3 separate regions of the Mus musculus genome follow, and all the other regions are linked to region 3. Evidence: chromatin loops called from intact Hi-C (ENCODE). Cell type or tissue: heart. All regions are shown on one strand. Links, peaks and the distances in the headings refer to the core of each region. The heading gives the core; the rest is flanking DNA.

Region 1 (6,288 bases), core at 1-5,000, 480 kb after region 3:
GTTCCTCAAAATGGATCCACATTAGCAGCCTTATGACCTTAAATAAATCACTTCACCTCTTTTTAAAAAAAATCTTTCCTGAACAAACATCATGGTACTCTGTGTCACAGGAAAAAGAGTAAAATTTACCACTGTGACCACTAGATGTCAGGAGGTAAAGTGTCAGTCGGTCTCTGTTTTCCTCTGCTCCCCTCCTCAACCCCTTCTCTCCTTTGACCTACTGAACTATTACCTACATTTGAGTGCCCCAAGACTTTGGGAGCTGATAGGTCTTAAACATTTGCTGAATGAGTAAAAAAGTAAATAAATTACAGGCATAGGTCTAGGCTTTTCTCTCCACCTCTATTGTCCTGCCCTTTTACCTATTAAAAGAACTTCTTTTTAAAGCATGAGTGGGCTTAGATGAAACAATAGAGAGGAATTTAGAAAGAATGGAGAGAAAGCCATTGCATCATCCTTATTTGCTTGTTTTTTTTAAAGATTTATTTATTTATTATATGTAAGTACACTGTAGTTGTCTTCAGACACTCCAGAAGAGGGAGTCAGATCTTGTTACAGATGGCTGTGAGCCACTATGTGGTTGCTGGGATTTGAACTCTGGACCTTCGGAAGAGCAGTCGGGTACTCTTACCCACTGAGCCATCTCACAAGCCCTATTTGCTTGTTTTGAGGCCTCATCTATATAGCCCAGGGTGGTCTCAAACTCACAGTGATCCTCCTGCCTCTACCTCCTGCATATTTGGATTGCAGGCTCGAACCACTGTAGTACCATAACACCGTGTTCAGCAGAGCCAATGCCAAAACACTATGGTTTTGTGATCGGACTTACTGTAAAACACAAGATGATAACAATGATCAAAATGGCCACATACTGTTATTGTTGTTTTATTATATTATTACTTTTGGTGCACGCTTGAAAACTTACATAATGCAAAGTTAAAATGATAATGGTCAGTAGTGACTCATGAATATTTTCCTTCCTTTCAATGAGACTGAATTTAAACTATACCAAGGAATCCTTGTCTGATAGAAAACAGATTGAGCTTTTCAGTGGATAAGGATCTGGAGATGGTAAGAGATAGCCAACCCTGTTCTTCGAGTAGTTAGAGACCTGCATGGTCCAGCAGGCAAAAACTCAGTATTTGTGACAGAGTTCAGCATTTACCCTCTGGGCACTGTAGTGGTTTCAGGGCTTATAGTGATTTTTTTTGAAGCATTAACAAACCTGAGATACCCTGTGAACATAGGATGTAAGATGACACAGTTGCTACAGTGAAAGAGTGAGGTGCTTGCCTAAGACAGTGATATCCTATGAAGTAGCACTGTGTATGTAGTAAGAATTTTGTTTCTTTTTTGAAAACAGTTATGGTGTGTGAATATGTTTTGTTTTAGTCCCAGGTGTGGAATATGGGGTTGCTCTCACAGCAGCTGACTATGATTCGTCTCATGCTCTGGCAGGGGTGTGATTCTGCCAAAAAAAAAAAAAAATTAGTTTACATTTGGAATTCTGTGGACTCTTGAAAGGGTATAAAAATGCCAGAGACCCAGAAGCTGTGGAGGCTGCTGCCCCCCTGCTGCTGCTGCCGCTGCTGCCTCCACCACTGCTGCTGCTGCTGGTTCCTGTTGCTGTGAGCAAAGATGAGAAGAAGAAATTGGATATCCTGAAGACAAAGACTGGACTTGCCCCTAAGGAACTTGATGCCCTTAATCAGCAGAAAGTAGTCTAAACAGATCTACGCCCCCTTTCCCTCTAACTCTCTTTCTGACTGACCTAGTGTTGTGGGGTTGGAAGGGATTGGGGTGGAGAAAGATAGTAGGTAATCCAGGAACGTAGCCAAAAGTATGGTTACATTTGTAAGACAAAATAAGTAAAATAGAAGGATATGGAAGATCAAAAGACTATCTACACACAGCAACACGGTAGAACCTGCTTAATTGGCATCCATGAACTCAGCAACTTTGGAACCCATGCTTGTAGACAATTCTGTACCATTAGGAAAAGAGAACCCACTGTGCTGCCACCTAGCTGTATCCCTATTCCTCTGCCACTTACAGAGGGACTAAGTGATAGGAGGCTTTGCTGTTGAGGAGCACTGGCAGAACCTGATTGGAACTGCCCTTTGAACTTTGTTCCCTAAATGCCTTACTTGCCTTTCGCTGGTTCTGCTCCCACCGAGGTGCCAACTGTAAACATCCAAGCCATTTAATGGATTTATATTAAAGCCTTCACCAAGAACCCACTGTGGGAGACACCACAGAAAGTTCCGTGCTCAATTAAAATAAAAGTGCAAACCTAATGGCCAGTGACCGAGTCCTACAGATGGAGATTATAAAGTGTCTTGAGATGACTCCAAAGAGGGCTTATTATCGATCCTTGCTCCAAGGGGGTGGGGTGTAATAAGGCCACTCAGTGCTATTAAACCTTGAACTCTACCTGCTCAGGTTCCTAGGATGCTGGGACTGATTTCTCCTAGACACCATACCTAGAAGTAACATTCCTAGAAATAATATTTAGACATTGTTAAAACTTGTGAAACATCAGTGAAGATTTACAAGTACGGTTTTACTTGTCAACCTGCACACTGTCTTCTGTCCACTTGGTGGACTTTGGCAACCAAGAGGAGCCATGCGCAGCTGGAAGGACCGTGCCCCAGGCTGTTTTAGAGGGAAGAGACAAGGCATGGTTTATTGTCAGGCTGCAGCCTACGTCCAGCCCATAATATGTGTGCAGTTCCTGGATGAACTGTGAAAAATCCCAGCCTTTAGGAGGGACAGAACTAGAGAAGGCCGGGGCTTCGTGCCCTGGTAAATGGCTGTTTTGTGAACATGTGATTGACGTTGGTGGTGTGACCCAGCAGTTTGGCTTGCCTGTGGACATTCCCTTTGGAAGCATAGGAAGATCGCGCTCCTTGGAGCGCAGCCCGCCCCAGGGAGCACGAAGTGCAAGGGGCAGGAGGCGGTAGCAGCGGCTCCCATTGGCTCAGAGCACGCCCCTCCTCTCAGGGCGGCCCAGAAAAGGAGCCCCGGGCTGCCCCAGACATCAGAGGCGCAGGATACCTTGAGAAAATGGCTGAGTATCTGAGGCTGCCCCACTCCCTGGCTATGATCCGCCTCTGCAATCCACCGGTCAATGCCATCAGGTAACACCGCCCGGACAGTGGGGTGTGGCGGGTCTAGGAGGGGGCTTGTCTCAGCTGGAAGGGCGGGCCAATGAGCAGCTGGCTCCGGCCTTCCTTCTGTCAGCTGTTGACCTCACTGCGAGGCCCACGTTTGGTTCTGGCGAATCAGGAACTTACAAAGGTGAGGTTGATGCAGCAAGTGTCTGCTTGAACCCCTTCCTGCAACCTTACTGCCGGCTTGCAACCCCAGCGTCTCTGTGATGCCAAAAGCTATAGTTAGCTGACTCGTAGAAAAGCAGAGTTTAGTGCCTTGAGTGTCAACTCTCCCTGTCAGAGGAGGCCTACTGGATAGTATTTTCTGAAAAGCTGAAGTTTCATTTACACCACCTGCAGTGCCCTCCTGTGCAATGCACTTAGCACATTACTATTATAAATGAGATCTGTCTTCTTGAAAAAATGATATTCATTTACCCTGTTCACTCCATATCACCGGCGAATAGAGTATAATTCTATATTAGCCTCAGGAGGAGTCACCCATACATTGCAGAAGTGGTGGACAGGATTGTGACAGATACTGTATAATTTTCACTGGTGAGACCTTGCTAAAACCCTTTTCTCAGGTGAGACCTTACAGTCTAAAGGACAAACCTAGGTACAGTTCCAGCCCTGTTCACTCTGCAGGGGACCAATGCAATGGATTTAGGCTTACTTTCAGAACAGGGTGGTGCGCTGGGGGCAGGTTGGGGGAGGGGAGGGCGGGGACAGGAGCATGAGTGACTTTAGAACTGCCACATTGGAATCAGCCCTCCCCAGCAAAGATCATGACTCCCCGTGGCAGTTAAGAACCCCTTCCCCAGCCGAGCGTGGTGGCGCACGCCTTTAATCCCAGCACTCGGGAGGCAGCACTTCTGAGTTAGAGGCCAACCTGGTCTACAAAGTGAGTTCCAGGACAGCCAAGGCTACACAGAGGAACCCTGTCTCGAAAAACTAAAGAAAAAAAAAATAAATAAAGAACTCCCTCCCCTAATCCTTCCCTACCTATATCCTCTAGTCCTTCCTAGAGACCCAAGGGTACAATTAGGGCAAAGAGGGGTGGCTGGATAATCAGAGTGTTCTGGTCCAGTCCTTCTATGAAAGTCTACCACCAACAAGCCCAGCATTGGCGATCTTTGGCAAACAGGCTCAAGCCAAACTTGCAGCAGTTTGGCTGGGAGAATAGTCCTGTACAATGGATGAGAACAACTAACCGTTCACCCGAGAGAGGGCATCTGTGACCGGCCAAGTAAAGGATTCCACCCACGTCTAGCTCGGTAGATTAGTGACTTTACTGAGGTCAGTTACAAGAGTATAGTTGCTTCTGAAACAACGGAACCCCTGGAAAGCCCACCCCAACTCGTGAGGAGCCCCCTCCTCACAATTGCTTCTCTCCTGTAACTTTGGAGACGGATCTTATGAAACTTACAGGTTTCTGAGCTTCCTGGGGCGTCTTAAACATCAGTAGATGTGTTTAGCTTTCAGTGCCCTGTCAGTCTCTTTAGCGTCCCCAGTCTTAGCCCCTTCGGGAGGGAATGCGTCAATCCCAAGGAACTAGCAGCACAGTAGCAGAATAAATAAAGTAAACATAGGCCATTTGAAAATTCCCACCACCAGCTGCTGGAGCAAAACCAAACAGATGCCGGGGTGGCACACACCTGGAATCGAAGCATTCAGGAGACTGCGGCAGAAGGAACTGTTGATCTATTCAGACCCTGTCTCAAAAAAAAAAAAAAAATCTTAAAAGCAAGCAAACAAACAAACAACAGAAAAGAGGAGACATGTTCATTTTAACTGAGATTTAAAACCACACTGTTATTAGATTTTATTTTTTAAACTTAATTATTATTATTATTTTATGTGTATGGGTCTTTTACCTGAGAGTATATCTGTGTATCACATGCCCTGGTACTCATGGAGGCTAAAAAAAAAAAAAAGAGAGAGTTTTTTTTTTAAGATTTATTTATTTATTTATTATATGTAAGTACACTGTAGCTGTCCTCAGACACTCCAGTCAGATCTCGTTACAGATGGTTGTGAGCCACCATGTGGTTGCTGGGATTTGAACTCCTGACCTTCGGAAGAGCAGTTGGGTGCTCTTACCCACTGAGCCATCTCACCAGCCCCCAAGAGAGGTTTTTGTTGTTGTTGTTTTGGGTTTGTGTTTGTTTGTTTTGTAACAGCGTCTTTGTAGTTCTGGCTGACCTGGACTAGCTATGTGAACTAGGCTGGCCTTGAACTTGCAGAGAGCCACTATCCTCTGTCTCCCAATCACTGGAATTAAAGGTATGTGCCACCACACTTGACTTAATACTGTACTTATGTTAATATGAAGGATGGCATTGATTAATACATAATGTGCAAAAATTACTGGCTACTTTGGGCAGGGCAGAAGCAAATTATTGATCATGCCAGTCTCACTCTTGATCTCAGCCCAGAAACCAGGAAGTGGCTACAGCACGTGATCTCACAAAGAAAGCATAAGCAATATGGCTCCGTATCCACGTGGGGCGCTCATGTACTGATAGGATTACTTGATAGAGGGATTCTACTGAACTCTCTGATCCTGAGTACTATGTCCATCAAGAGGTCAGGAGGGAAATGTCCCACAGTCTCACAACCACTCCTGCTGGTACTCTCTGGTGTGTTCCTAGCATTTAGCCTGCTATGTCCCTCCCCAATCAGGAGAAATCTTAAGGTAAATGCAATGGAGATTGTATTGTAAATGACTCCACACTTTTAGGACCTCCTTGTATCTCTGAGTAGCCTGTGGTCAGTCCCCTGCAGTAGTCCCCTTGCTCAGTATTTGCTTCAGCCTCGTGGAGATCTTTTTTTCTCTTAGACCCTACATGTTCCCATGTTTTCCTCTGAACTTTAATTTTAGGTAAATTGTTCACCAACTTTAACAGCTTAGCATACTTGTTTTCTACCTTATTATTATTATTATTATTATTATTATTATTATTATTTGCTTTTCTCCCTCCCTCCCTCCCTCTCTCCCATCTTCCCACCTTCTTTCCCCTCTTTCTAATTTTATGCAGGAACCTATCTCTTTCTACATGAATGAGGTATTGTAAATTGTCTAACTCTCTTTTCCCAACAATTAAAACCCTTCCTTGTTAGAGAGGGCAATCAT
Region 2 (6,288 bases), core at 1-5,000, 840 kb before region 3:
TACTTCAAAGCCAATATAGCAGTGCTTTGAAAACATAGCATGCAACAGATGCATCACAAACTACTGAGACAGTCAAATGTTTAACATGTCACTGCAGTTTTCATGTTGCACAACTGCATTCCAAATTTTAAATGGGTACAGATATAATCCACCCTGAGAAACCTATGGGTTTAACTGTTGAGGTGCAATCAATCCCTAAAGTCATACCTACAATACCCATTTCCTGCTTAGCTTTCAACAAAACTCCCTGCATGCATGGACAATTAAAATGGGGGCTCTCACAGGACTAGGACAATTTATACGTTTTAATTTTAAATTCTTCACAGTTGTGAAACCTGAAACCTATGCAACACGCAAGCAGTTTTTTGAACTACACTATCAATACCTGTTGAGCCAGTTCTCTGGTGGGGGCCAATACTAGTGCTTGGGTCTCCTTGAACTCAATCTCCAACTGTTGCAGGATGGAAATAGCAAATGTGGCTGTCTTGCCAGTACCTGACTGAGCTTGAGCAATCACATCATACCCTAAAAAAAGTAGGATACATATTTACCGATCCCACATCAAATCGTTACTTCTACTATACACCATGTATTCCAGTTGGAACATAAAGTTACGCCCACATAAGTGATCAGCAAGAGTATTCTCTTCATTTCAGGTCAGTCCCGAAAGATGATTTGCCATCATTTCACTTTAAGGAATACAATCAGGTGCTAGTACTTCCCCAAAGGTCACTTTCCCTTTTCCGGTCCATGTATGTGCAGAGCACTTATCCTAACGGCAATAGAGTTTTACCTTTAATACAAGGGATAATAGCTCTTTGCTGAATAGCTGAAGGCTTCTCAAAACCATATGCATAGATGCCTCGAAGAAGGGACTCCTTTAAATTCATATCATCAAAGTTATCAACAATTTCATTCCAGTTGCTCTGTAAGTTAATAATGAAACTATGAATAAGACATGAAAAAAAAATGTACCTTTCCAAACCTTTAACGTCCACACCCACTCCTTACCTCGATGACACCATCGGGGTCCATTCCCTCTGGGCCGCCATGTTCTCTGCTGACAACAACACTGCAGTTAGACATACTGCTTCCAAGCCACGCAGAGACCCTTAAAGGGCCCTTCCACCCCGTACCTCATTCCCCTCCGCGCCCCTGTGCTCTGCTGAAAACGCCTCAAAACCGGCCGCAATGCTGCGAAGCGCCATTCGCCCTCCCCAACAGCTTGGGACTTGGACCCCTAAGTATAGACGCCCCTTTACTCAGTGCCCTAGGACCAGGCCCTCCCGCTTGGGAAGCGAAGCTCTCGCGAGTGCTCCGCGCGCCGAGCTCCGCCCCTAACTCTGCGCAAGCCGGCGTGATTGACGCCGAAAGGCCCAGGCAGGTCCATGCCAACGGCTCCGTCGCTCCGTTTCACGGTCCAGGGTGATCGTCCCCTGGCCGTCCAATCTCCCATCTCGACAGAACCCTAAGAACGCCAGCTCGCGCCACTGGCCGCCAATAAACCTTCGGGTCCCGGTTACCCGCCCCTAAGCAGTCTGCGCCACGGCTCCGCTTGCCATATCCCGTACGGGGAGGGGCAGCAGCCAAGATGTCACAATGTGTCCTAAGAAAGGGCATCCTTAATACTCCGTTCTTGTATCCGTCCTGTCTCCCCAACATCTGGAGTCTTACCATCATGGAAGCTTCTCGAAGGGCACAAGGAGAAGTGTGTGCCCTAAGAAAAAGCCCGCATACCTGCAGTGTGGCCGCCAAGCAACCCACCTCAACGCGGGTCCTAGTGACCTTGACTACAGGCCACCGGCCGCCCCGGGAGCGCCGTACCTGTTGTAATCCGCGGAGCCACCAGACATGATCCGAAAACCCACTCAGCGCCCGACTGAAAAGACAGGCGGACGGCGCCGCCCGTTTTTTATAGGCTCGCGGCCGGAACCCGTTTCTCGCGGAGGAATTTCCTTATTCCCCTTTCGGAAGCCACAAAATTGTACTCCTGGAGTTTGTTACCGGAGGTGAAGCCCTACAGGAGTCGATGACAAAATCCACATTTCACTATTACTTGGTATTACAGCGTTCCCGGAGATCCACGAATCGGGAACGGGTCTGGGACTCTTTGCTTTCGGCGGAAGAATATTGCAGCAGCGCGACCGCGCGCCGCGCTCCTCGGCCGCCCTGCTCCTACGGGGTTTCCGCGGCCCTGCCGCAGAGGCCGGCGGAGCCCTGGGCGCTTAGGGCGGAAGCCGGTGGCGCTGTTCGCTGGCGGGCGGCGTCTCCAGGACGCAGCTCCGGGCTACCTGCGCGTCAGCGTGCCCTTGGTCCGAGCCACCGCGTTCCGTGCCGGAACAGAATAGGGTTACCCCGCCCGTTCTCACTGCTGTTTAATGTGACAGGAAAGGGCTACCTGGCATTTCGCCCAGCCATTTAATATCCATTCAGATCTGGAACGTGTGAAACCCCTGCCACGGAAAATGTCGGCCACCCAGCACATCCTAGGAAATCCAGTTTGCAGTTCTATTTTTGTAAGACGAGAAGCACAGTGTGTAGTATCATTAACAGATGTCCCTAGGGTGGTGATTCGATTTTCATCTCTTTCTGGTCGGTCGTCTTCAGCTCTGGCTTAAAAAATAATGCTAATAATTTCAACCTAACAGGTGCGAGAAATGACTGATAGAATCACTACCAACTTGTGCAAAGGACCTGTCATTCTTTGTAACACAGAAATGTAAATGGGTGCTTCTGGCAGACTCAGCCCTAGCACTTCAAGAGCTGATTGTCTCTTCTGGTAAAACAAAACAAAAACAAAAAACAAAAACGATTTTAATCATCTAATATTGCCTTACTGAAATTGAGACAATATAGTTCGTATTGCTCGTAATAAACTTGCATGGCTGCATAAGCCTAGACGTTTCCAGTCAGCCACAACTCGAGCCCCTTGCAAAAAAATATAAGATATTTAATCCTTGAATTTTAAAATATGAAAGTATCCTGAACACTCAAAAATTTTTCTCATTAATTCAGAAGACCAAAGACTGACTAACCAGAGAAGGAAAAGGCTCAGTTTGGTAATTTACGAAAAGTATTTGGCTCTAAAAAGATTAAATTAGATTAAATTGTATTTGTTTATTTATTGAGTGTGCACCTCAGCGCGTGGAAGTCAACGGACGACTCTTAGGAGTTGATTCGTCTCCTACTACTTGGATCCCACAAGTGGGTCCTGGGGATGGAACTTAGGTCAGCATGCCCTAAGGCCAGCATTGAATCATCTTGCCAGCCCTATGTGCTATCCTTACTCAAAAATAAAACCTGTACTTATTTGGAAGTTATTGTGTCAGAAACTGTTACAAAATGATGACAAAATAGAGACCGGGTGTGGTGACATGGACTTTTAACCCTAGCACTCAGGAAGTGGAGGCTCGTGGATCCCTGCAAGTCTTAGAGGGTTCAGGCCAGCAAGGGCTATATAATGAGACCTTGCCTCAAGGGACAAGTGAGTGAGTGACAAAATGGATTGGCCATCCTGTGTAGAGTCTCTTTCAAAGTTGCCATAAAAATAAAAATAAATAATACTTCCTGATCTAAGAAACTCAACAAAGTTCAGTTTTTCTGAGGAAGACTACATGTGCCTAACAGATGTTTTCGTTATGGTTAGTACTGTCATTACATGCCCTGAGGATTTTCCTAAGTCCCTTAAGAGGAAATATTTAAGGCTAACCTTTAGACTATAACTGTGGAAGACATTTTGTATTTAAAAAGTATAGTCTGAGTATGGTCACACATGTCTTTAATCCCAGCACTCATGGAGGCAGATGGATCTCTATGAGTTTCAAGGCCAGCCTGGTCTACATAGTGGACAGTCAGAGGTACATAGTGAAACCCAGTCTTGGAAAAAAATGACAATAATAATAATAATAAATTAGAAGATAATAAATCAAAGTCTCCATCCCCCATGAGGTGTTTCCAGTAAACACTGTGCTTATCCTGTTCTCACAGCATAAATAGCACCAAGTAACTCATGAGCTAAAAATAAAGCATAGATTCTTAAGGTTTTGTAAGTCTGTATAGATGGAGTTGACACCAATATAAGGATACTCAGCTATCATCTGAAAGTAGCCTTATCAAAGTTAACTATAAATACTCTTAGTGGCCAGGCAGTGGTGGTGCAAGCCTTTAACCCCAGCACTTGTGAGGCAGAGGTAGAGGTGCAAGCAGTGGGATCTCTGAATTTGAGGCCAACCTGGCCTACAGAGCAAATTCCAGAACAGCCAGGGCTACACAGAGAAACTGTATCTCAAAAGTAAATGAATGAATGTTTATATAAATATAAATGTTCCTTAATAATCTTGGAATGTGTGAGACCAGTTATACTACAAATGGTAATTAAAAAAAAAAAATCTTAACCAAGCCACAGGCCTGTGATTTTACCTACTCAAGAGGCAGAGCCAAGAGAATCACAAGTTCAAGGTGCACCTGGGCTAGAGCATGGGCAAGAGCCCCCTGAAATACATAAATACTGCTTAAAAACAAAACAAATACGGGGCATGGTGGTACACGCCTTTAATCCCAGCACTGGGGAGGCAGAGGCAGGTGAATTTCTGAGTTCAAGGCCAGCCTGTTCTACAGAGTGAGTTCCAGGACAGTCAGAGCTATACAGAGAAACCTTATCTCGAAAAACAAAAACAAAAACAAAAAGAGGCCAGCCTGGTCTACAGAGTGAGTTCCAGGACAGTTAGGGCTACACAGAGAAACCCGGTCTCGGAAAAAAAAAAAAAAAAAAAAAAACACCAAAAATTAAATAGAGCCTTGCACAGCACATGCCTTTAATTCCAGCACTTGGAAGACAGAGGCAGGTGAAACTCTGAGTTGGAAGCTAGCCTGCTCTAAAATAAAAAGTTCTAGGCCAGCCACTGTTGAACATCCATACACAAAAGCAAAATAAAATAAAAGTAAAATAACAAAAATGAAACAGCAGTTTCATAATCAGTTGGTCCACAAAATTTTGTTTATGTATATTTTCAGACCTTTTTGTTTTTGTTTTTGTTTGTTTTTTTGAGACAGGGTTTCTCTGTATAGCCCTGGCTGTCCTGGAACACACTCTGTAGACCAGGCTGGCCTCAAACTCATAAATCCACCTGCCTTTGCCTCCCCAGTGCTGGGATTAAAGGCGTGTGTCACCACACCTGGCTCAGACCTATTTTACTACTCATGTTTATTGTTTAATAAGTTCACAGCCTAAACTATCTGGTTTTGTGTGTCAACTTGACACAAGCTCAAGTTATCAGAGAGGAAGGAACCTCAGTTGAGAAAATGTCTCCATGAGAACCATCTATAAATCATTTTCTCAATTAGTGATTTTCCTCCAGGGCCAGCCCATTGTGGGTGGTGCCATCCCTAGGCTGGAGGTCCTGGGTTCTATAAGAAAGTAGACTGAGCAAGCCATAAGGAACAAGCCAATAAGCAGCCCTCCTCCATGGCCTCTGCTTTAGCTCCTGCCACCAGGTTCTGGAGTTTGAGGTTGAAACTATTTGAGTTCCTGTCCTGACTTCCTCCAATGATGTGGAAGTATAAGCCAAATAACCCCTTTCCTCCACAACTTGCTGTTAGCCCTGGTGTTTCATGAACGGTAGAACCCTGACTAAGACACAGCCTGTCTTAGTCTGCTACTCTCTTAAGACCTGCTGCTCTCTTAATCTCTTACCCACGCTGGGTAAGAATGGGTAGGCTACTGCTGCCTACCTCTTTGTATTATTCAGTTGCTGGAGCAAGTTAGAGGACAGACTCTCTCTCTCTCTCTCTCTCTCTCTCTCTCTCTCTCTCTCTCTCTCTCTGTGTGTGTGTGTGTGTGTGTGTGTGTGTGTGTGTGTGTAGCAATGTTTCCCAAAGTCATTTAGAAGGTAGCATTTACTCTCATGTTCTTCACAATAACTTCTAAGCATTTGTGGGCCAAGACCACTCAGTGGGTTAAGGGACTTGCTGCCAAGCCTGAAAACCTGAATTTAATTTCCCCATGCAGCCCAGAATGACCCTGAACTAAGTACCAGGATTATAGGTATTCCCCATCATAGCCCATGTACCCTTAAAACAAAGATATTTCAGGTGAGCAGTGCATAAGTCAAGTGTATTTCAGAAGTTTAAACTGTGAATCCCGTCCCGTCCCGTTTTTTGTTTGTTTTTTGTTTTGTTTTGTTTTGTTTTGGTTTGGTTTTTTGGTTTTTTGAGACAGGGTTTCTCTGTGTAGCCCTGGCAGAACTCACTCTGTCGAACTCTGAAATCCGCCTGCCTCTGCCTCCTGAG
Region 3 (7,798 bases), core at 1,152-6,151:
CAATGGATGTTCCCTGTTCCTGCCTACTTATCCTGGCAAGGGAAGGCAGTTTCCCTAACCATCTCATTCTGTAATATGTTACTATGCAATTGAGAGGCAAGTCTAGAGTTGGAAAAAGAGAAGCTAGTTATTGTAATGACACCTTGGTCAACACAAGACTTAGAATCACCATGAGTCAAGAGTCTGCAAGGCTATGAGAAGTTTTCTACATTGAGTTTAAAGGCCAACTCTTAATCCAAGTGTTTGGGCCCAGACTGCATAAAAATGAGAAAATGACCTAAGTATTCATCTCTTAGCTTCTGGGTAACAAGGAAATGTGACCAGGCCTCTTCAGTTGCTGCCACTATGACTTTCACACCATGGTGAATATACCTTTGAACCTGAGCCACCACACAGTTACCTTTCCTTCCTTATATTGTCTTTGCAAGGTATTTTGTCCCAGTAAGGATAAAATCCACAAAATAGTTGTTGTATACATATGCTCATTTATTTATTTTTGAATATTTGTCTGTGCATGAGTGTTTTGTCTGCTTGTTTTTATGTTCACATGTGCATACAGTATCTGTGGATTACAGAAGAGACCATTAATCTCCTGGAACTGGAGTTTTAGGCAGTTGCAAGCTGCCATGTGGGTGCTGGGAACTGAACCTGGGTCCTCTGGAAGAACAATGAGCCATCTCGCCAGTGCCCTCTAATACAATATCTTAAAAAAATCAACAACAAACCCATATTAAAAATATGGGATGATGACGGTTTATAGGGTTTATAGTCAGTGCTGCAGTTGCAGGATAGCCGGGCTAGTCTGATCAGTAAGCCCCAGAATCCAGGAGAGACCCTATCTCAAAAGAACACGTGGGCCTGGCACTGGTGGCAAATGCCTTTAATTCTAGCACGTGAGAGGGAGATCTCAGTCCAAGGCCAGCCTGAGCTACATAGTGAGTTCCATGGGAGGCAAAGGTACACAGAGAAACCTGGTCTTGAAAAAAACACCAAACAAAAACTAGGTGTTGGGGGATGATGAGATGGCGCAGTGGTTAAGAGCACTGACTGCTCTTCCAGAGGTCCTGAGTTCAAGTCCCAGCAACCACATGGTGGCTCACAGCCATCTGTAATGGGATCTGATTCATGTGTGCACTCTTTTGAACACACACACAACCTGAAAGAACAAATGTAAAACAATACCAACACCCCCATCAAATTTCCATGAAGAAAATTTGAAAAAATTTGGCAACTGTGAACAGTGAGGAACATTTCCATGACATTACCTCCAGGAAACTATTCTTCCACATCCACCTACCCACCCTGTGACAGGGTTTCTCTGTGTAGCCCTGAGCTGTCCTTGAACTCACTCTGTAGATCAGGCTGGCATTCAACTCAGAAACTGGCTTGCCCCTGCCTCCCAAATGGTGGGATTAAAGACGTGCACCACCACCTCTGGCTCTAATTTTGGACTCTTGATTCTCCTGCCCCTATTCCTCAAGTGCTGGGATTATAGGTGTGCCACCACACCCAACTCTAATGGGAAAACCATAGTAATAAGTGATCCAGAATATCTGCAGCTTAAAAATGCAAGGGTATAGCCGGGTGTGGTGGCGCACACCTTTAGTCCCAGCACTCAGGAGGCAGAGGCAGGCGGATTTCTGAGTTCGAGGCCAGCCTGGTCTACAAAGTGAGTTCTAGGACAGCCAGGGCTATACAGAGAAACCCTGTCTTGACAGCCCCCCCCCCCAAAAAAAAGCAAGGGTATGTAACTGAGGGACGGAGGTCACAGTACAGTTGTGGTGTGCTTGCCTGGAATGGTAAATCTGTGGGTTCGATCCATAGTACAGGAAGAAGAAAACTTAGACAGTAAATATTAGGGAGCTGATGTTGGCTAGTGCTGTTGGAACTAGTAGCTGGCACTAGTAATGTTGGCCAGATGTGGAGCTGCTGCCCAGGGCTGTCTGGTCTTGTTGAGGCTTGACACCATCTGGTGGACATGAGCTCACGTTGAAATGATGACGTGGTTGGTGACTGTGTAAAGCTGGGCTGGCCAGATTAACTACAGTTCTTTCATTAATTAGCTTTTGTTTTATTCATTGAAACTGCGAGTGTTGGATCATCCTGTAGCTCAGAATATTCACGGAAGCTATGTGACTGTCGCTGGGCAGTAGTGCATGCCTTTAATCTCAGCACTTGGGAGGCAGAGGCAGGTTGATTTCTGAGTTCAAGGTCAGCCTGGTCTACAGAGTGAGTTCCAGGACAGCCAGGGCTACACAGAGAAATCCTATCTCGAAAAACCAAAAAAAAAAAAAAAAAAAAAAAAACCAAACCAAACCAAACAAGAAGACTGTCAAAATGGTATTCATCTCAAGAACTCATTTGGCATGGTTTTCTATAGATATCTTCAGTGTTCTTTCATGCTATCCTTAGAGGCTAGAGGGCAGGCGGCTTCTCCCAAACAGAAATCCATTACTACAGGCCCGTTTCTCTTGAATTATTTTCTGTTTTGTGTCACTTTTTGAAGGGGGCCCGCTCATGTAGCCCAGGTTGGCCTTAAACAGCTAACTGTCCTTGGGCTCACCTCTCATGCTGCGATTACAAGGATTACAAGTGTGCACCACCCTGCCTGGCTTTCCTTTCTCCATTTCTTTCTTTCCTTTCCATTTCCCCAGGTGGGAGTCAGGGTGGGGAATGAGACCAGGTTTCTCTGTGTAATCCTGACTGTCCTGGAACTCGCTTTGTATATTCGGCTTACCTGGAACTCACAGAGATCCGCCTTAAAGGCGTGTATTACCACACCAGGCCATAGGATTGATAGTTCATAACTATAATCCCAGGATTTGGGAGGCTGACCCAGAAGGGTTAATACATTCCTAACATCAGCCTAGGCTATATAACATACACGGTGGGTTCAAGGTCAACCCAGGCAACACAATGAGGCTTTGTCTCAAACCTCAATTTGTTTGTTTGCTTTGAGCTAGGGTTTCTCCGTGTAGACCAAGCTGTCCCCAAACTCAGGGATCTGCTTGTCTCTGCCTCTTTAGTGCTGGGATTAAAGGCATGCACCATTAATGCCCGGTTTAAATTGCGAGAGTTTTAAATGGAGGTTTTATTTAGGAAGGAAAGCTCTAGAATTAAGTCTAAATAAACGGGAGGTGAGAATCCAGTGTGTGGCTGTGTTCTCTCCTAGATCATGAGAGAACAAAAGGAGAGGAAACTAGTGAGACAGAACAAAGGCATGGAGGAATGTACAACCATCTCTTCTCTTCTTCCACCCAGGACGGTTCTCTAGAAGGTTCCAGAAACGAGTGTGGCAAGGCTACGGACATCACGGTGTCCCGAGGAGACCACAACAGACGCCCAAAGGCAGGCGCACACTTTCCCGCCACGCTGTGGCCGGGTACTAGGGGAGGGGAGGGGCAGGGCGGTAAGGTAGACGTCACGTCCGGTTTGGGAAGCGCCCCTGCAGGAGAAAGCGGTTGGAAGGCGCGTCGAAGTGGGAGGGGCCAGGAAAGCGCGCCTTCGGGGGAGTGGGTGGGACCAGGTTAAAGAGCGTGGCGTCACATCCGGCAGTGTTAGACCGGTGCGGAGGTGGTGCGGAGCGTGTCGGCTTCGAGCTCCTCGCAAAAGTGTGGCGTCGCGCTAGGCTGCGGCGGAGCCTCTGTAAGGAAGGCGGGAGCTTGACAGCTTCAGGAAAGGCCCGTAGCGGTGACAGCGACCCGGAGTCATGAGCGACAGCGGCGAGCAGAACTACGGCGAGCGGGTAAGCGCGGAGTTGCGCGGGCGGCCGCGGTCCCCACCCTGCTACTTCTTCTAGGCCTCTCGGCCCGGTGCAGCCGGGTGTCGGGAGCCTGACGTGCGGAGGGAGCCGGGGCGCCGGAGGGCCTGGTGGCCGGCGCTTCTCGTCGGAGGGAGGCCGCGGGCGGGCTGTGTGCCTCGCACCCGCCACGACCGTTTTTTTTTTTTTTCCTTTCCCCCCGTTACGGGGCGGGGGGAGGCTAAAGATGGCCGCGGCGTCCGTCGGCGTTGGGGGATGGGAACGGTATCTTCTTTCGCCGTTGCTCTCCTGCGAAGCCGCGCCGCAGCCATCTTGGGCTCGCGGGCCGGGCGCGCTGCCAGAGGCACAAAATGGCGGAGCCGCCGCTCCCTGCAGCCAGGCTTTGCCGCCTCGCCACCCGGGGTCCAAGGGTGAAGCGGAGAAAAGCCACGTGTGGCCGGGAGCCTATGGGGACTGACTGATGCTTTTCGGTTGATGGAGGGCCTCCTGGTCCCGGTAAGGGACAGCTAGCTGTAGGGGGCTCTTGGAGCATCTGGAGACGGAAACGGCTGAGGGGGATTGGGGGCCCCGTTAGTTGGAGGGCTTTGTGCTACAGCGTTTCTCCCATTGTTGAGAGCTTACTGGAATAGAACGCAAGGTCGTTAGGCGTTGTTGTATAGAGCCTCCCTACCCCTGGGGGGACTTGGGAAGGAGAAACCATTGGCGACAATTGATGGCGCTATTAAACTCTGAAGTCGACGGGATTTTATTTTTAAGCTTCCACCTCCCAGAGGGTGAAAATCGGTAGAGGTTGATTAGATTGTATACAATGGGCCTGGACTAGACCCAGCCCCAAAGCTGAACAAATGAGGCGCATGTGGCGTGGCTGTAGAGTTTAGATTAAAAACTGTCACGTGAAGATGCGGAAGTCCAGGGCTCAGTGAACAGGTAATTGCAGTTTGGAAACGGCTTACAAGCATCATAAGAATGGCTGTTTTGCCCTTCCTGTACTAACGTTTTTATTTTCGCAAAAAGTTCACAGGAACACTTAACCACTAGTTCACAGTTTATTTTTTTGGTTAGTAAACTCTAAAAGGCCTTTGACGGTTTGGTAGAGAGCATTCTTGGACTTCCATGGTGAACTTGAACCCAAAAAGAGTAATTTGAACGGATGTAATCTTTTATATACGGAGATGAGTCCCTAAGACAATTTAAAGTTCAGTGTCAACCAGTGCGTGCCTTTTACCTAAGGAAAGAAAGCGATGGGGGAGTGGGACAGAATGTTGTTTTTCTGATAATGGAGAATGGGACCTAGTCTCAGTGATGGGCAAGCCCCTACTACTAAACTACATCCCAACTTGTAAGTTCGTATTGTTTGAGCTCCTAATTTCACCCACATGTACCTTACGATGTTGAGCCTGCCTTCCGAAGTTGAAGTTAGTCTGTTTAGAATTAAAAGCAAATAGTTTTTTGTTGTTGCTTTGGGACTAAATAGGTATGCATCATCATACCTGTGGAAATTTTTCCTAGTATTAGCTGTGGGTCACATTACTCAAGGGAGAAAAAAAGCAATTGAATGAAAGTGGGTACCATTTTGAAAGAGCTGAGAAATTGTTACTCCTGTTAGAGGTTTGGTTTTTTTGTTTTTAGTAAGATGCACCTTCTGGTGATTTTCAATATTTGAGGTAGAGTTACTCTATGTCCCTGTCTTGGAACTTAGCTCTGTAGACCAGGCTAGTCTCAACCCCAGGCGTTTGCCTGCCTCTGCCTCCCTAATGCTGTGGTTTAAGGTGTGAATCAACACATCCTGCTGACCTGACTACTTAATTGGAAATAATTGGGGGGAAAAAGTACTAAAAATCGACTTTCTGATTTATTTCTAAACTTGAAAGTTGTGTAATACTTAAACTCAAATTTTTTGTTTTTAGAGACTTTGTTGTAGCTCTGCCTGTATTGTATTTACCTCAAATATTGAGGTAAACTCAAATTATGTATACCAGGCTGGCTGGCTTCAAACTCATGAGATTCTCCTGCCTCTGGTTTCTGAGTACTGAGGTTAAAAACTCCTGGAGGTGTGTGCACGATCCCCTTTTTGGGCCATGTGTACAATTTTGAGCTACCTGATGTGGTGGGTAGTGGGGCACAAACCCTGCTCTTCCTAAAGTCAGTAAGTACTCTTAACTGCTGGGCCAATTCTCCAGCCCTGTTTTTAATTTAATTTTTTGCTTTTCAATTGAAATCTTGGGATGAGTGGAAAACTGAAACATTTAGCTGAACTTTTTTCAAGAAGGCTTGCCAAAACAAAAGTTCAGAGATGAGGTTTAAAAATACTTCAGGGTAAGCTGGGCAGAGTGTTGCAGGTTTGTAAATCCTAGCTGCTTATCCTGGATAGGATTCAGAGTTCAAGATATCTGGGTAAATTATTTAGTAAGACTGAACATTTTCCTCCAAAGGAATAAGGGGTAGTTTAAGGACTGGTTGTGTAACTCAGATTGCTTGCCTGCCATGTAGCCTCCTTATACACAAACATAGCAAGACCAGATCTGATGATTATCAGATTCACCCTCCCTTTTATTATAAGTGTAAAAGTCATGTTCAAAGTAATTGCCTTAGATATGCCTGGTATAACCACCTATCTCTGGAACCTGAAAATGAGTTTCATTGACTTCTAGACCCTTGGAGTTGATAATGTACATGGTATAAATTGTTAAGCTCCCTGGAATCTCAGTAGTGACTACCTCTCTTCCTGTGGACACTGCCACACTTCTGGATTCCCTCAAACCCTTTAGGCTTTCAAGGTTGTTTCCTAAACAGACTGATTGTGTGAAATAGTGTTTAGTTTGGTCACAAAATTTATTGGATGGATGTTAGCTCCGTTGCAGTATGTTCTCATTCTTTGCTATCTGTAGTATTTATTGAGTTGAGTGGTTTTTTTCTGACTTATTTTAAAGTTGGTGTAATTAAAATCTCTTCTAGTAATTTTTTTTTTTTTTTTTTTTTTTTTTTGGAATTTCAAGACAGGGTTTCTCCATATAGCCCTGGCTGTCCTGGATGGCTGTCCTGGAACTCACTCTGTAGACCAGGCTGGCCTCCAACTCAGAAATCCGCCTGCCTCTGCCTCCCAAGTGCTGGGATTAAAGACGTGCACCACCGCACCTGGCTGCTTCTAGTACTTTTAAATTATTCATTTTGTAAAGCACCTTTTCTTTGAAGGAAAAACACTGCCACTCAATGTAAAGTAATATTGGTGTTAATATTTGAAAACCCAGTAATAGTTCCATTATAGGCTGTGAGGCTTTTATTCATTTTGATGGTCCACTTAGCATAAAATTCTAACTTCTTTGAGATTGTGAATTTGAGTCTTTGTCCTGAAAAGCCAGAAACTAAGGATTGTACAAGCTAGATAATTTAAAATTTTTGTTAGGCTACTTTATGACTGTAGTAGCCAAGAGGTTAAAGAAAAGTTTGGAATTAGCAAATATTGTGGTACGGTAGTAGCTGTGTAGAGAGTGTGCTTGAAACATAAGCCATCTGAATCAAGTAGTAGCTTCGGGACACCACCCCATCCAATTGCCTTTCAAATTCTGCAGTTTATCTATCCTGTGATAGATACCTTTGTATATTCCTTGCTTTTATCCCTTAACTCTAAATTCTCGTTTTTAAAACTAAAACATTTATTTCTAAAATAATTCTGGCTTTACACACAGTTTTCATTAACAGAGGGTTCAATTAATGTGGCAAGTTTAAGAAAATTGTTTGCATACTTTTTTCATTGCTGACTAGACAGGTATAAGTCTCTTGAAACTGGAATTGTTTTCTTTGGCTTAAATAAGAATGCCTGTTAATATTGTGGCTATTGTTAAAATAGAAAGTGGTATTTTCAAGGCGAAGTTACAAATGATTTTACAAGGTAAGTACTACTGGTTTTGCTGAAAACTTGAAGAGGAATTTGTCTTGTTTGTACAGCCTTTTTTTTTTTTTTCCTTTTCAGCAAAACCACAAACATGCTAAAAATGAATACTTTTAACCTTGACTTTGTAATTTGGCCAAGTCATTGAT

Evidence for each region. A loop is a pair of places that touch in the nucleus more often than their neighbours do. Peaks named below come from ENCODE experiments on the same cell type or tissue, not always from the same donor. Only the 100,000 strongest peaks of a DNase experiment are listed, where the experiment ranks them.
Region 1: a loop joins it to region 3, with 5 times the contacts of the local background. A loop is called at or near these places in 2 of 42 quality-filtered maps.
Region 2: it touches region 3 in a loop (5-fold over the local background); 3 of 42 quality-filtered maps call a loop at or near these places.

The regions. Positions count from the first base shown.
Region 1 is chr16:21,784,559-21,790,846 of GRCm38, reverse strand. It overlaps Ehhadh (enoyl-Coenzyme A, hydratase/3-hydroxyacyl Coenzyme A dehydrogenase), which reads left to right and starts at 3,013. Exons shown (of 7, transcript NM_023737.3): 1 at 3,013-3,140. The coding sequence starts at 3,067. In heart, for the core only: CTCF peaks have their summits at 138 (motif pointing right) and 2,017; a DNase peak (open chromatin) is centred at 2,976; H3K4me3 peaks cover 1,014 bases; H3K27ac peaks cover 924 bases.
Region 2 is chr16:23,103,357-23,109,644 of GRCm38, reverse strand. Eif4a2 (eukaryotic translation initiation factor 4A2) reads right to left here and starts at 2,177. Exons shown (of 11, transcript NM_013506.3): 1 at 1,825-2,177; 2 at 1,012-1,057; 3 at 794-926; 4 at 386-525. The coding sequence starts at 1,853. Snord2 (small nucleolar RNA, C/D box 2) reads right to left here and starts at 692; the gene lies at 625-692. In heart, for the core only: a CTCF peak has its summit at 2,246; DNase peaks (open chromatin) are centred at 1,394, 1,894 and 2,244; H3K4me3 peaks cover 2,807 bases; H3K27ac peaks cover 2,509 bases.
Region 3 is chr16:22,261,688-22,269,485 of GRCm38, reverse strand. It overlaps Tra2b (transformer 2 beta), which reads left to right and starts at 3,481. Exons shown (of 9, transcript NM_009186.5): 1 at 3,481-3,745. The coding sequence starts at 3,710. In heart, for the core only: a CTCF peak has its summit at 3,469; DNase peaks (open chromatin) are centred at 3,465 and 4,105; H3K4me3 peaks cover 3,524 bases; H3K27ac peaks cover 3,132 bases.